3 separate regions of the Homo sapiens genome follow, and all the other regions are linked to region 3. Evidence: read pairs that join two places in POLR2A ChIA-PET (ENCODE). Cell type or tissue: PC-9. All regions are shown on one strand.

Region 1 (5,000 bases), 190 kb after region 3:
AAAAAAAAAAAAAAAAAAGAAAATATGGAGAGCCAAGTGATTGATGATAAGGCAGACGCTCAGGCCATAGTGGGGAGCAGAACCAGTGTTCCAGAAGCTTCCAGAAGCCACTGGTGCCACCTCCCAGTTACAGGTTTCCCAACCCACACCCTTCTGACTTTATGGGGACTGTTTCCCCTTTTTTGTTTTACCACCTCAGTATGTGCTCCTAAATGCTACATTTCTTTTCTTTTTTTTTTTTTTGGAGACGGAGTCTCGCACTGTCACCCAGGCTAAACTGCAGTGATGCGATCTCAGCTCACTGCAACCTCCACCTCCCGGGTTCAAGCGATTCTCCTGCCTCAACCTTAGCTGGGGTTACAGGTGCCTACTACCACACTCGGCTAATTTTTTGTATTTTTAGTAGAGACAAGGTTTCACCACGTTGGTCAGGCTGGTCTTGAACTTCTAACCTCAGTATTCTCCCGCTTCAGGCTCCCAAAATGCTGGGATTACAGGTGTGAGCCGCCGCACCCGGCCCTACATTTTCATTTTGCTTCTTTGTTTATTGAGACAGGGTCTCACTCTGTTGCCCAGGCTGGAGTGCAGTGGTACAATTTCAGCCCACTGCAGCCTCCACCTCCTGGGCTCAAGTGATCCTCCCACCTCAGCCTCCCGAACAGCTGGGACCACAGGCGTGCGCTACCACACCTGGCTAATACTTAAAAATTTTCGTAGAGATGGAGTTTCACTAACTTGCCCAGGCTAGTCTTGAACTACGGGGCTCAAGTGATCTTTCCACCTTAGACTCCTGGGTAGCTGGGACTACAGGCACGCACCACCACGCCCATCTCCATTTGTGTCCAAGTTTCTATAAATACATGTTTTCTTTCCTCCTGGGTACGTACAGAGGCGTGGAATTACTGGGTTAGATGGTAACTGTGTTTAACACTTTGAAGAACTGCCAGACTCTATTCCACAGCGGCCACACCACCCTCCATTCCCAGTAGCGCTGGATGGTTCTCATTTCTCCACAGCTTCACCAACACTTGCTCAGTTTCTGTCCTTTTGATTTTAGCCTAGTGGATGCTGCCGCATCTGTGGTGGTTTGGATTTGCATTTCCTTAACAACTGATAATGCCGAGTGGTGTCTCCTGTGTTTATTGGCCATTTGTATACCTTCTTTCCCATCCTGTGCCATTAACAACTTTCTTTCTTGTAAGAGTTTTCTTATATGTTCTAGACTGTAGTCCCTTATCTGATACGATTTACAGAGATTTCCTCCCATTATGCGGGCTGTCTCCCGCTTTCCTGATAGTGTCCTTTAAAGCACAGAAGTTTTTTTGTTGTTGTTGTTGAGACAGTTTTGCTCTTCTAGCTTAGGCTGGAGTGCAGTGGTGCAATCTTGGCTCACTGCAACCTCTGCCTCCCGGGTTCAAGCGATTCTCCTGCCTCAGCCTGCCGAGTAGCTGGGACTGGTGTGCTCCACCATGCCTCGGTAATTTTTTGGTATTTTTAGCAGAGATGGGGTTTCACCATGTTGGCCTGACCTCAGATGATCCACCCGCCTCGGCCTCCCAAAGTGCTGGGATTACAGGTGTGAGCCCCCACGCCAGGCGAATAGACTTTTCTTTCCCCACTGAATTGTCTTGGCATCCTTGTTGAAATTTCTTGACAATAAATGATTATTGTGTAACTTTTTGTAAACTATGAAGTCACTTAAAAAAATGCATGGAGGCTGGATGCGGCGGCTCATGCCTGTAATCCCAGAACTTTTGGGAGGCTGAAGGGGGTGGATCACTTGAGGTCAGGAGTTTGAGACCAGCCTGGCCAACATGGTGAAACCTCGTCTCTACTAAAAATACAAAAAGGAGCCAGGCTTGGTGATGTGCACCTGTAGTCCCAGCTACTCATGAGGCTGAGGCACGAAAATCGCTTGAACCTGGTAGGTGGAGGTTGCAGTGAGCTGAGACCTCACCACTGCACTCCAGCCTGGGTGACAGAGCAAAAATCCATCCAAAAGGAGAGAAAAAAAAAAAAAAAAAAAAAAGCACGGAAATGACTGCTGACTCAGCAGGTGACTGCTGAAATGCTGACTCAGCAGGGTCCAGATCTCTCCCTGGCCCCCAAGCGTGAAACTGACTGGCTTCTGGCCTTCGGACCAGGTGGCCTGCAGGGCCTGTGGGTTAAGGGCCATGAAACCACAGGACTGACATCCCCTCTGACCTACCCCCACCCTGGGCCTGTGCCCTGGACCTGGGGAGCTGTGGCTTCTGTGGAGGGTGGGTAAGGAGCCCTGCCCACTGGCCTCCTCTCCCACCCCACCCTCTGCACCCTGCCCTGTGGTGGCCCACTGCCAGGCCTGGCCCTGCCAAACCAGACTGGGCACTTTCATCCCCTGACTGGCACTGTCCCAGTGGGGCTGACTGCAGGGAGGGGCTGGGGGTGATGCCAGCCTCTGGGGTGGCCCCGGTGCCCTGTCATGATGGCCGCTTCCTCCAGGGCTCCCATCAAAGCAGCTCTGAGAATGTGGTCCCTCCATCTGCAGATTTTGGGATTTGCTGGCTAGAGCTGCCTTTCTGAACCACCTGGTTTCTCAGGAAGCAGCAGCCTTCCCCCTGAACCTACCCAGCCACTCCCTGGGTGTGAATTTCCAACCTGGGCACTGGGTACCATGTACAAACCTCAGAGCTCCCACTGGTCCCCAGTTCAAACAAAACCAGCTCTTCACAAAATGCACATGGCAGTCAGAGAAACTTGAGCACTGAATGGATATTCAAGGATATCAAAGATTTTTTTTTTTTCTGAGACAGGGTCTTGCTCTGTTCTCCAGGCTGGAGTGCAGTGGCGCAATCATGGCTCATCGTGGCCTAAATCTCCTGGGCTCAAGTGATCCTCCCACCTCAGCCTCCCAAGTAGCTGGGACTACAGGTGCATGCCATGACGCTCAGGTAATTTTTAAATTTTCTGTACAGATGGAGATCTCACCATATCGTCCAGGCTAGTCTCGAATTCCTGGGCTCAAGAGATCTTGCCTCAGCCTCCCACAGTGCTGGGATTACAAGTATGAGAGATCACACCCGGCCCACCATTACATTCTTTTTTTGAAATGGGGTCTCGCTCTGTCACCCAGGCTGGAGTGCAGTGGTGCGATCATAGCTCCCTGCAGCCTCGAACTTGCAGGCTTAAAGGATCCCACCGCAGCCTTCCAAGTAGCTGGGACTACAGGCTGTTTGCGCCACTGCACTCCAGCCTGAGTGACACAGTAAGACCCTGTCTTAAAAAAAAAAAAAAGGGCATCTTTGGGAGGCCAAAATGGGCAGATCCCCTGAGCTCAGAAGTTTGGGACCAGCCTGGGTAACATTGTGAGACCCCAACTCTACAAAAACATACAAAAATTAGCCAGGTATGATGGTGCACGCCCATAGCACCAGCTACTTGGAAGGCTGAGGTAGAAGACTGGTTTGAGCCCAGGAGGCCCAGGTTAGTAAGCCAAGATCGTGCCACTGCACTCCAGTCTGAATGACAGAGCCAGATCCTGTGTCTGAGACCCTCAACCCCAGCCTCACCGTCTTGTTCCCTTCCCCCCACACCGGTTTTGGTTCCTCCTACTTCCCCAATTCCTTCATCCAAATGCACAGCGAGGACCCTGGCTCCTCCCCAAAAGGCCTTGGCCCGGTCCTCCTTAGGGGGTGCAGGGGGTCCTGCTGGTCTGGACAGCAAGGCAGCCAGCGGGCAGGCAGCGCAGGCAGGAACAGATGTGGCAGCTCCCGGCATTTATTGATTGCAGCCCCCACAGAGCACACTGCCCTTCCCAGGTGGGGTGAAGCCCAGCGACCAGGGAGGCAGAGGATGCAGCATCCGCCCCGTCGGACTCCTTGTCGGGGAGAAGGCCCTAAGGAGGAACCGCGGCCCGCCTGGGCCATTCCCCCAGGGAGCCAAGCGGGGGGGCCCAGGTGCCCGAGGGACGCAGGCACAATCCCTGAAGACAGAGACCGCCTGCTGGTGAGTGGAGAGGCTTTGGCAAAACTAACTGTTAAAGCCACTGCAGGGCAGGCAGCGGTGCGCGGGACCTCGGTGGCCCTCGACCCTCACCCACAATGGCTCCAGAACCACCCTGGGCCACTCCCTCCCAGGCACTCGCTTGTGGTCTGCGTTGCTTGTTCATCCCACCCAGCTGCGGGGTCTCGCGGGGAGTTGCAGCTGCCCGAGGACATGGAAGGTCTGGTTGCTCTCAGCAGACACGAAGTGCAGAGCTAGCACTTGGGTGAGCAACAGCCAGGCTGCACCCACACTCTGCCACCCAAGTCCTCGATGGAAAGTGCTGGAAGATGCTGCTTTGGGCATCGGGGGCAGGAGGCAGGGATAATACCCCTCCCCTGGCCCAGGAGAGGGGAGAAATCAGCCTCTGGTAGCCCCTGTTCCCCTGAGGAGCTGCCAGCGGGAGAGGGGCAAGGCCACGCAGTGCCCAGCCGGGAGAGCCTGGTAGCCAGAGCGGGGGTGGTGCAGCTACAGCTGAGAGGGGACGAGGCCAGGAGGAGCTCAGCCAGCAGGTGGGGGGACAGCAGGGGCCTGCTGCGGAGGACGGGTGGCCACGGCCAGGGAGGTCGTGGCCCCAGGAGCAGGTGCTGGGCTTGGGACTCTTTGGAAGAACCTAGCGTGTCTGGCCTGGCAGCCCAGCCATTCCCACGGCTGGTCAGGATGGCACTTTGATGCCAAAGTTTTTGCGTAGCTGTTCCAGAAACACAAAAGTGAGCACGGTGTGGGGGATGAGGCGGATGCCAGCTGGGACGAGGCCCTGGAGGGAGACAGGGAAAATGAGAGACACAGAGCCCGAAGGGGCCCGCTCCCCATTGCCCAAGCCGCCACTGCCGCCACCACTGCACCTTGTAAAAGGCCAGAGGCCCGAGCTTCGCTGTCTCCACGGCGCAGTGGAAAACGCCCTGCAGAAAACGCAGTGAAACAATCAAAAAGGCTGCTTCTCACCCAAAAGGCAACGAAAATCCCCTCCCAGGCACCAG
Region 2 (5,000 bases), 390 kb after region 3:
AAATAGCTGGGTGTGGTGGTCCACGCCTGTAATCCCAGCTACTCAGGAGACTGAGGCAGGAGAATTGCTTGAACCCAGGAGACGGAGGTTGCAGTGAGCCGAGATCGTGCCACTCTACTCCAGCCTGGGCAACAGAGTGCAGAGTGAGACTCCGTTTCAAAAAAAAAAGTTTATGACAACAAAACGTTATAACGTGATTTTGGATTAGATGAGGAAAACACACTACGGAGGACATTTCTGGGACAAGTGTCATTACCGAAGTTGTATGATCCACGCCATCATTGCCTGTCAATTGGATAAACAGTGTGATACTGATGTTGCCTGATTTTGATCACTGTTCTGTGGTTATAGAAGAAAACATCCTTGTTCTTAGGAAACACACCCTAAAATAGTAAGGGCATCATGCCTGAAACCTGCTTCCAAAGGGCTCAGAAATAGAAGGAGAATGATAAGCAAATGTGTCAAGATGTTTAAAACGAGGTAAGTTTGAAATTTCAAAACAAAGGCTGGGTGTGGTGGCTCACATTTGTAATCCCAGCATTTTGGGAGGCCAAGTCGGGTGGACTGCTGGAACCCAGGAGTTCAAGACCAGCTTGGGTAACATGGCAAAACCCTATTTCTACTACAAATACAAACATTAGCCAGGCATGGTGGCATACACCTGTAGTCCTGGCTGCTGGGGGATGGAGAGGGCTGAGGTGGGAAGTTTGCTTGAGCCTGGGAGGTCGAGGTTACAGTGAACTGAGATGGCACCAATGCACTCTAACCTGGATGACAGAATAAGACCTTGTCTCAAAAAAAAAAAAAAAAAAGCTGGGCTTGGCTTATGCCTGTAATCCCAGGACTCTGGGAGGCCAAGGCGGGTGGATCACCTGAGGTCGGGAGTTTGAGACCAGCCTGACCAACATGGAGAAACCCTGTCTCTACTAAAGATACAAAAATTAGCCAGGCGTGGTGGCACATGCCTGTAATCCCAGCTACTAGGGAGGCTGAGGCAGGAGAATCGCTTGAACCTGGGAGGGAGAGGTTGCGGTGGGCCAAGATCGCACCATTGCACTCCAGCCTGGGCAACAAGAGTGAAACTCTGTCTCAAAAAAAGAAAAAAAAATTTCAAAACCAAAAGGTTAAAAACTATAATAAATAAAATGAAAAACTCCGCTGAAGGGTTAGAAGTCAAGGAAATATCCCAGAAGGTTTAAAAAAGTAGACAGAAGAAAAAAACTAGAATATTAGAGAATAAATCCAGAAGGTATAATGCCCAATTAACAGAAATCCCAAAACAGAAGAACAGAAAACAAAAGAAAGAAATTGTAAAAGAAATAATACAAGCAAATTAGCAAGAACAGGGCCTAGGAAGTAGCCAAGATAATGAATGCAAAAGCATCACCAGGGACATGAAGCAGTTTTAGATCAGCAAGGAAAAGCCTGAAGGCTCTTAGAGAAACACAACACCTGGACTCTGGATCAGGAATCCAGTGACATTCATTTCTCATCAGCAGCAGTGCCAGCAAGAGACAGGGACTAAGCGTTCAAAATCCCAGGCCAGTTCTCAACTTGAAATTCCATCTCTCACCAAACTGCCAGTTCCAGGGGTGTGAGCTCAAGGCACTTGCCGATACGCAAACTCAACACTGACTCGGGGGCTCACCTTCCCAGCTTGGTGACGCCCCCAAAGGATGCCTTGTCCTAAGGACTGGAGGAAATGGGGCTTGTCAAGGTGCTGGGCACAGTTAACCTTCAAGAGAGCCCAAGGTGTGTGTGGGTGGGGGCCAGGCATAGGGGGCTCCCCAGGGTGATTCCCTCCCACAGACCAAGTGGACACATGGGTTGGGCCAACCATGATCCTTCCCTGGGCATGGTGTGACCCCAGCTCGGGCCTCTCCACCTTCAGGGTCACCTCCTGAGTGTGTTCTCCCCCCACCCCTCCCCTAGGCCTTCCTGTGTCCCCACGGCCCCAGGAGGAAGTGTGACCGCCCTGGTGTGGCACTGGACATCCCCTGTCCGGCAGTGCCCCCTCTGACTTTCCCGGAGCCAGCCCAGCCGCAAACAACCTGGCCCCTTGGGACACAGGTCTGGGGCGGCCCCTGCCACGGCCTGGCCCAGCCCTGGGAAGGCCGGAGAAGCCTCTGTCCCCAGCAGGTGTATGTAGTGAGATCTCTGAGTCCCACCCCTCCAGCCCTGGAGCCACCTTTTCCTGCTGGGTTGCCTCGATCCAGCCTCTCAGCCCCTTCCTTTCCTTTTCTGGGAGCTGGTGCTTAGCAGGGGCCATCTGCTAGGGGAGCAGAGTGCGGGAAAAACGCCCCGCACCCAGGGCCAGGGTCCTCGTGTTGGGGTCCTCTGTGGGTGCCTCCTGTCCTCGGTCGCAGGAGGGACCCCGGACATCTAGCGTGGGCAGTGAGTGGAGGCCCGGGCCACCCCCTCATCCACTGCCACGGGTGACCCCATCCCACTTTTCCGCGTCAGCCCTGACTGAGGTCACCGGCCCCTCCCCAGGCAGCCCTGCCTCTGTCACCGTCCGGTGTGCGGCCGTGACTCAGCGACCGGCCCCGCCCAGTGGCGGAGGGAGGAGCGGGGGTCCCTCCTGGCGCTCCTGGGCAGGCGCGGGCTCCGGCAGCGCGACAGGTGCGGCCTCGCGGCGATAGCGGCACCCACCTGGCGGCCCAGGTGGGAACGACAGCGGCCCGCCATTCCCGGCCTTCTCGCGGGACCCACTCCACGGGCGCCATCTCCCGGCCCCAGGCCTCCGAGCTCGTGGTCCTGGGGGTGCGTCCCCGCTGCCAGACAGTGCTCGGCGGGGGAAGTGCGTGCTGAGTGCGGGTCCTGGGCCCACCCGAAGCCCCGGTGCCGCGTCCCGGGGGGAGTGCGCGGAGCTGAGGCCCAGGCCCGCGCCCTGCGTGCACCTGGCGGTCAGGAGAGGTCGACTGCGTGGGGAGGGGGCGCAGGAGCGCGGGCCGGCGGGCTGGGAGCTGCAAGGAGCGCGCGACCACGTGCAGCCGGGCTGGACCGCCGCGACCCCGCACCAAGTTAGGGCGTGCAGCCCTGGGCCCTGCCTGAGAAACATCCCGGGGCTCACCTTGCCCGAATGCAGACCAGCTCAAGTCCCAGCTTCCCGGCCTGGGACGGGCGGGGCGGCGAGGCACAGCCGGTCTCCCAGCCACGCCCGCCCTGCTGTGCCCGCCCCCGCGGCGCGCTGGGGAAGGATGGCGTGGCTAAGACTCGGGTACCCTGACAGAGTCCGGGCTTGACCCCCGGCACCCTCCATTCTCCGCAGACAAGAGGCAGCCCTTAGGACACAGCGCCCAGAGCAGTAACCTCTTGCCCTTGTCCCGCCCTGACCCGCTTCCCCTTTTCCGCGTGGCGCCAGCCGTCCCTCGAGTGGAGACACCTGGAGAGGCCCTGACCTAGTCGCTCTGCAGAGCTGCTTGGGCGAGCTGCTGGCCAGAGCAGGAGGGGCGGGACGGGTTAAACAGGCTTTCCCTACCTCGGTGCCCCGCGCACACTGGACAAGACATCTGCTCCCCGGCCTGCTGCCGCGGGGAGAGCTGGAGGAGCTGACCAGCTAGCGGGCAGGAGAGGGTCCGTGCGGAGAGTCAGCGAAAACGACTCCCCTCCCTCCCAGCCCTAGAGTTATAGCCCCTTCCACGTTTTTGAGATAGGAGGCAGCTGCGAATCGGCCTAGCCTTCCTCTGCGCTCCCTCCTCCAGGGCTGGGAACTCCTCCCTCTCTATTCCACCCCTACTTGGGCTTCCTGCACGAGCAGCTGCTGGGCAGGTGCTATGCCAGGTACAGGGGCTATGCCAGGTACAGGGGCTATGCCAGGTACAGGGGCACCAGCTTCACTGTGGAGGACAAGGATGCTGTGCCCCAAGAACCAATGCTCTAGGGCAGAGAGTGGGTGAAAGAAGCTAATAATCAATAGGAGTTGATGGGAGGTCGTGGGTGGCATGGGGGCATGCCAGGAGGAGGCAGCCAGTGGGACAGCTTTGGGGGCAAAGGAACAGCCAGACGGTGGTCAGGGCGCTGAAGGAGTGGAGGGACAGGCAGCGCCCACTCTGTGGGCCTCCAGCACCAGGGGAAGGGGCTTAGATTCTACCCCGAGGCAGCAGGTAGCCTTGGGAGCAGCGGGGATTTGAAACATGGGGATTCATTGCGGAAGCCGAGGCCCTGGGGTGGGAAGGGTTGCAGGACGCGCACTGCCAGGGAGCAGGCATGGCCACATGAGGCAGGCTGTGGCCTGGGACGGTGGTTTCTGGCTTTAGCCCTGTGAAGAGGGTGGGGGCTCCTCGGTTTCATCTCCGTTTCTGGCTCCTCCCCTGCAATCTGTGACCGCAGCTAAGAACCACCCTGAGGGGAAACACAAACTTCAGGCCTCGCTGCCTCTGGGGAGGAAGGAGTGGGACTGGAGGGGGGGGGGGCGGCCGGAGCTCCTGGGGTGGGGTCCACAATGGCCAGGTGGAGAGCAGACCCTCCCCACTCCGTGCGGCTCTGGGAGGCCACAGGGGAATGAGGCCTGGGGAAAGGAGCCTTCTTCTCGGGCCCAGTGGAGGGTCACAAACGGGCCTGGGGCTATGCCCTTGGGAACAGAGGGAGGAGCAGGCACCCTGGTCTCAGGTCTCACACACGACACACAGAGGCACTGAGCACGTCTTACTCATCACCGAAAACTGAGCCCCTGGGTGTCAGGCAAGACGCCTGGGGGGTTTGCTGGGCCACCTGACGGCCTCCTGTCCCCAGACTTCCTGTCCACACGGGAGGGCAAGCAGCCTCAGAGCCCCTGATGGGCCACACATCTCACATCGCAGAGCCCTCTCCTCTTTTTTGACAGGAACTGGGGTACAGAGAGGTCACGTGGCAGGCACAGGGCTGAGCCGGGCCCAGAACCCAGGTGTCCGACTCCCAGCTCAGGGCTCTTCCAGGGGCCTCCTTGGTTCCTGCTCACAGCGGGGATGGGGAGCCTCAGGTAAACTGCAACAGGGATCCTGTCTCCAGAAGGCCTGGAG
Region 3 (5,000 bases):
TGTTTTACTTTCTAAGGCTCTCTGGGGGGACGGAGCTGCCCCTGGTTTTGGGAGCCATCGGCGGGGCTCAGAACAGCCTCGCTGTGGCCGGGTACTGACCTCCCCACCACCACTGGCAGCCATCCCTCCCCTTGCCACCCGTTCTGCCTTCCAGGTGCAGCATGTGGTGTCTCAGAACTGTGACGGGCTCCACCTGAGGAGTGGGCTGCCGCGCACGGCCATCTCCGAGCTCCACGGGAACATGTACATTGAAGTGAGCAGTCCTGCAGGGACCCAGGGTCTCCATGGGCAGGCGGGTCCCACTCACTGTGCCCTCTTGCCTCTAGGTCTGTACCTCCTGCGTTCCCAACAGGGAGTACGTGCGGGTGTTCGATGTGACGGAGCGCACTGCCCTCCACAGACACCAGACAGGCCGGACCTGCCACAAGTGTGGGACCCAGCTGCGGGACACCATTGTGCACTTTGGGGAGAGGGGGACGTTGGGGCAGCCTTTGAACTGGGAAGCGGCGACCGAGGCTGCCAGCAGAGCAGACACCATCCTGTGTCTAGGGTCCAGCCTGAAGGTACGTGCCGATGACACAATGAGTGAACCGAGCCCCTGCCCGCCCGAGGGTGTCCAGCTCTGCGGCCCAGCACTGTACAGACTTGTCCCTTGTGTGTGTGCGGTGTCTGTCTGTCTGCTTCCACAGGTTCTAAAGAAGTACCCACGCCTCTGGTGCATGACCAAGCCCCCTAGCCGGCGGCCGAAGCTTTACATCGTGAACCTGCAGGTAACTCGGGTGCTGAGAGCCACGTCCTTAGATCTGGGTCTTAGAACGCACAGCCAGAGACACCCCACACCCATGCACCAGGGCGGTCTGATAGGGCCCCCGTGGGTGCTCAGGGAGCACCGACTGAGCCCGTAGGGGCCAAGGCTGACAGGCCACCGGGAAGGGTTGGGCTGCTGTTACTCTCACTCGGCTTTCCCTGTCCTCAGTGGACCCCGAAGGATGACTGGGCTGCCCTGAAGCTACATGGGAAGTGTGATGACGTCATGCGGCTCCTCATGGCCGAGCTGGGCTTGGAGATCCCCGCCTATAGCAGGTGAGTGAGCCGCTGCAGCAGCCTGCTTCCCCGCACCTCTGTGTGCTGGGCCTTGTCTGTCTTCTCTCGTGAGCTGAGTGTGGAGGAAGCTCTGAGGTGTTTGCAGTGGTGCCTGAGGCATGACTGAAGCGTGGTGGTCTCCAGAGGGCCTGACCTCGGTGGTTGGCGGAGACCCTGCGTGTGCCACTCCTGCCCTGGCTGATGTGGCACACACAATCCCCGCGGGGAGAGGGATTCTGCCCGCGTGCTCCTGCTCCAGGCCTCCCCGTGGAGCTCTCCGAGATGCCTGGTGGGAAGCATCTGGAGGGGACGAGCACTCGGCAGCTCTGGTCAGACAGAATCTGTGTGCTTGGTTTTGGGAGTTGGCGTACTTTGGGAAAGCTTAAACAAACTGTGCCTTAATACAGAATTTGTGATAATTTAGACTTGGTGTATGTATTGAGTAAAAAGTTTACACTCTCTTTCTCTGTGAATTTTCAGGGTCTTATAGGGGAAATCAATAACTTCTTTTAATCAAAGGGTTCAAGAAATTAAGGATCCCTTCACCTTCTGGGCCTGGCACTTCTTGTATGTTATGTGTGTGGTGTTCTGTGATGTGGGCTATCGTGTACTGTATTTTTTTTTTACATTAACTTAGCTCATTTTCCTTATCAGTGCGTATCTGTATCTTAAGTTATGATCTGTGGTTCTGCATCTCCGTCAGACACATGCTTTCTTCACGGGGTCGTCTGTAGGCCACGCCTCCCTAGTCAGCTGGGAAGGGGGAGAGGGTCTGGTCCACCTGCCCCAGCGGTACAAGTGGAAGGTGGGGCCCAGAGTTGCTAGTGACTCATCCCTGGAGACGGAGGCAGCCCTGGGGCCACTGCTGCCCCACCCTGTGTGTGCACGCCGCTCAGTGGTGGACAAGGACACGGAGTTTTGAGGAGACCGAGCTAGTGTGGGTGCCGACCTTTGAGTCACCACCTAAGAGGTGACCTCTCCCACATCCGTTCTGCAGCTTGGTAACAATGAAGCTGCCGCCAACCAGAGCCCCGCCGCAGTTGACACGGGAGGGAAGGGGATGGGAAGGCAGGGACCGCAGACAGCTTTCCCGAGCTGGGGCAGGTGTGACTGCGAGAGGCTCCCAGGCCCGCCTGATGCCGCTTTCCCTTTTTGGCAGGTGGCAGGATCCCATTTTCTCACTGGCGACTCCCCTGCGTGCTGGTGAAGAAGGCAGCCACAGTCGGAAGTCGCTGTGCAGAAGCAGAGAGGAGGCCCCGCCTGGGGACCGGGGTGCACCGCTTAGCTCGGCCCCCATCCTAGGGGGCTGGTTTGGCAGGGGCTGCACAAAACGCACAAAAAGGAAGAAAGTGACGTAATCACGTGCTCGATGAAGAACAGTTGGCACTTTGCAGATGGCCAGTGTCACGGTGAAGGCTGGGTTGCCCCCACGGGTCTAGGGAGAACGAACTCTTTGGGGATGACATTTTCACCGTGACATTTTTAGCCATTTGTCCTTGAGGAAGCCCCTTGCACTGCTGCGGTTGTACCCTGATACGGCCTGGCCATCGAGGACACCTGCCCATCCGGCCTCTGTGTCAAGAGGTGGCAGCCGCACCTTTCTGTGAGAACGGAACTCGGGTTATTTCAGCCCCGGCCTGCAGAGTGGAAGCGCCCAGCGGCCTTTCCTCGCTCACCAGGCCAGTCTCAGGGCCTCACCGTATTTCTACTACTACTTAATGAAAAAGTGTGAACTTTATAGAATCCTCTCTGTACTGGATGTGCGGCAGAGGGGTGGCTCCGAGCCTCGGCTCTATGCAGACCTTTTTATTTCTATTAAACGTTTCTGCACTGGCTTCCGGTGTCCCCGAGTGGTCGGCGCGGGCTCCCCGGGCTCAGGTCTGCCGCCTGGCAGCTCGGTCGTGGCTTAAAACTCCCTTGGTTGGACAGGGGACAACTGTAGATTATTGTGCCAAAAAATAAGAAAAAAAACTCCCCTGGTTGGGACAGCGCCCCGTGGAGGTTCCCGGAGGTGGCGGCGGTGGGACGGTCCCCACGCCGCACTGCCCCGCCAGCCGAGCGCCAGGTGTGGGCGGTGCGGAGAGGCCAGGTGTGGGTCGGGGGGCGGGGCTCGGAAAGCGCGGCACACGCCATTGGCTGTGCGTTTGGAGGGGGCGGGACTCTGTCAGGGGCTCACGCCATTGGCCGTGCGCGGAGGTGCGGTGGGGCGCGGCCTTCGGGGGGTGGGGCTCGGGGCGGAGGGCGGGAGGCGGGGCGGGGGAGGCGGGGGCGGGGCTCGGGCCGAGCGGCGCACGCCATTGGCCGTGCGCAGCGGGTGAGGCCCGCGTGACGGCCGCTGAGCGTGCGCCTGGCGGGGCGGGCGGCGGCGCTCGGAGTCGCCGGGAGCTGCCAGGCTGTCCGCGCCGCCGCTGCGGGGCCATGATCCGGAACGGGCGCGGGGCTGCAGGCGGCGCAGAGCAGCCGGGCCCGGGGGGCAGGCGCGCCGTGAGGGTGTGGTGCGATGGCTGGTGAGCGCGGGGCCGGGGCGGGCCGCGGGGGCGCCGGGGCCGGCTTCCTTCCGGGGCGCCGCGCCAGCCGTTGCCCGGGGACCGGGCCCGCGTTCTGGGTGGCGTCCTCGTCCGGCATGGGCCGGGGCTGGCAGGCTGCGGGGCTCGCCTGCCGGGAGGGTCGGGCTGCAGAGGCTCCGCGCCCTGCCGTGGGCGACCCCGTCTACCTCTGGCGGAGGCCCCGCCCGGTCACGCCGACCTCTCCGGTGCAGCCACCGCGCTGAGATCTGGAGCCACGGCCTCCCTGCTTCTCCGTAACCACCAGCAACCAGCTTGCCCGGCTCCGGTCCAGGGGTTCCCCTGGCCTCCGGGCGAGCGTCCCTGTAGGTGGGCATCGGGTGCGACCTGCCTGTCCGGGACCCGCGGTGAAGCCCGCGGGCTCCCGGGTCCTCCTCCGCGGGGCTAGAATGCGATCGGTCTTCCCTGGCCAGTCAGAGGGCATTGTTTTAAGAAAAGTTTCGGGTTGTCAACAAGTGAAAGGAAGACGACCGTTACTGATAATTTGCTACCTCTGACCCTTTCACGTGCCTGCCGGATGGAATCCAGGAAGCAAGCGCCTCTATCTGATTAGCCCTTCCCAGGAGAGCAAGCAGGGCCTTGTCTTCTGTGTCCGAGTCACCTCTGGGAAAAGGAATGTGGCTTTGTGTCAGTGGACTTTGACCTTGCCCTGACCAGGCCCCAGCCCCATTCCAGACTGTGCTCCCCTGGCCCAGCCTCTGCCCCCTCCTCCCCTCCAGCCTGTCCAGTGGGTACATGGGCCCGCCAGATTTTACCCAGCATGTCTGCCGGGCTCCGCGCACTGTGGCAGGGGTGCTGGGAGGAAGCAGTGGTGTGCAGTGGAGCAACTCTGTGCACTGTGTGGGCTGCCAGGGTCACACCTCTCCCTGGAGAGGCAGGGACAGCTTTGTCCACTTGAGGGGATGGGCCGCTGCTGTAAAGAAGTGGCGAAGAAGCCAGGGCAGCGAGGCCCAGTTGGTGGCAGGGCTGTGTAGCTTTGGGCTTGAGAGTTCACGTGTTAGCAGACCTAGATTTGTGAATGAAAACTCTCGAGCCAGGTGGCAAGGCAGTGGCTGTTCACCCTTAGCGTTAAGCCTGCTGAGCTTGAGGCCGTAAGGGAGGAGAGACAGGATTTTCAGGGCCAGTGATTCCCAGGGTTTTATTTTGTGGTTGGATTTGTTTTGGGTTAGCCCCAGGGACTGTTTGCTTGTCTCAAGGTAGTCTAGGATCCAACCCTACCCCAAGAGTTAACATCGGCTTATTTTAAAGTGACTGCCCAGGGCAGTTGATATTTGGTGAGGGGATAGGACACGTGGCCCTGCAGCTTTCAGTGGGCTCCAGTCTGTCCTGCACCCACCAGTCCTCTAGACCCAG

Evidence for each region. Peaks named below come from ENCODE experiments on the same cell type or tissue, not always from the same donor. Only the 100,000 strongest peaks of a DNase experiment are listed, where the experiment ranks them.
Region 1: POLR2A ChIA-PET joins it to region 3 with 29 read pairs; 9 of 35 experiments call an interaction of 5 or more read pairs at or near these places.
Region 2: POLR2A ChIA-PET joins it to region 3 with 27 read pairs; 2 of 35 experiments call an interaction of 5 or more read pairs at or near these places.

The regions. Positions count from the first base shown.
Region 1 is chr17:81,719,753-81,724,752 of GRCh38, reverse strand. SLC25A10 (solute carrier family 25 member 10) reads right to left here. Exons shown (of 11, transcript NM_012140.5): 10 at 4,866-4,922; 11 at 3,741-4,777. The coding sequence ends at 4,676. Among named protein-coding and RNA genes, the nearest start is that of SLC25A10, 10 kb to the right of the region's middle. RefSeq lists an enhancer at 1,745-2,286. In PC-9, no CTCF peak of the experiment used is centred here; a DNase peak (open chromatin) is centred at 2,282; H3K27ac peaks cover 1,770 bases.
Region 2 is chr17:81,517,176-81,522,175 of GRCh38, reverse strand. It overlaps a transcript of FSCN2 not described here. Among named protein-coding and RNA genes, the nearest start is that of ACTG1, 6.9 kb to the right of the region's middle. RefSeq lists enhancers at 2,142-2,251, 2,262-2,311, 4,006-4,629, 4,762-5,000, 4,630-5,000 and silencers at 2,442-2,601, 2,742-3,291. In PC-9, CTCF peaks have their summits at 2,541 and 2,740 (motif pointing left); a DNase peak (open chromatin) is centred at 2,575; H3K4me3 peaks cover 1,828 bases; H3K27ac peaks cover 1,104 bases.
Region 3 is chr17:81,909,857-81,914,856 of GRCh38, reverse strand. It overlaps PCYT2 (phosphate cytidylyltransferase 2, ethanolamine), which reads left to right and starts at 3,458. Exons shown (of 13, transcript NM_002861.5): 1 at 3,458-3,590. The coding sequence starts at 3,502. SIRT7 (sirtuin 7) reads left to right here. Exons shown (of 10, transcript NM_016538.3): 6 at 155-253; 7 at 327-563; 8 at 690-770; 9 at 977-1,083; 10 at 2,243-2,918. The coding sequence ends at 2,441. RefSeq lists silencers at 3,105-3,274, 3,305-3,594, 3,755-3,894. In PC-9, a CTCF peak has its summit at 2,964; DNase peaks (open chromatin) are centred at 1,996, 3,236 and 4,206; H3K4me3 peaks cover 981 bases; H3K27ac peaks cover 1,325 bases.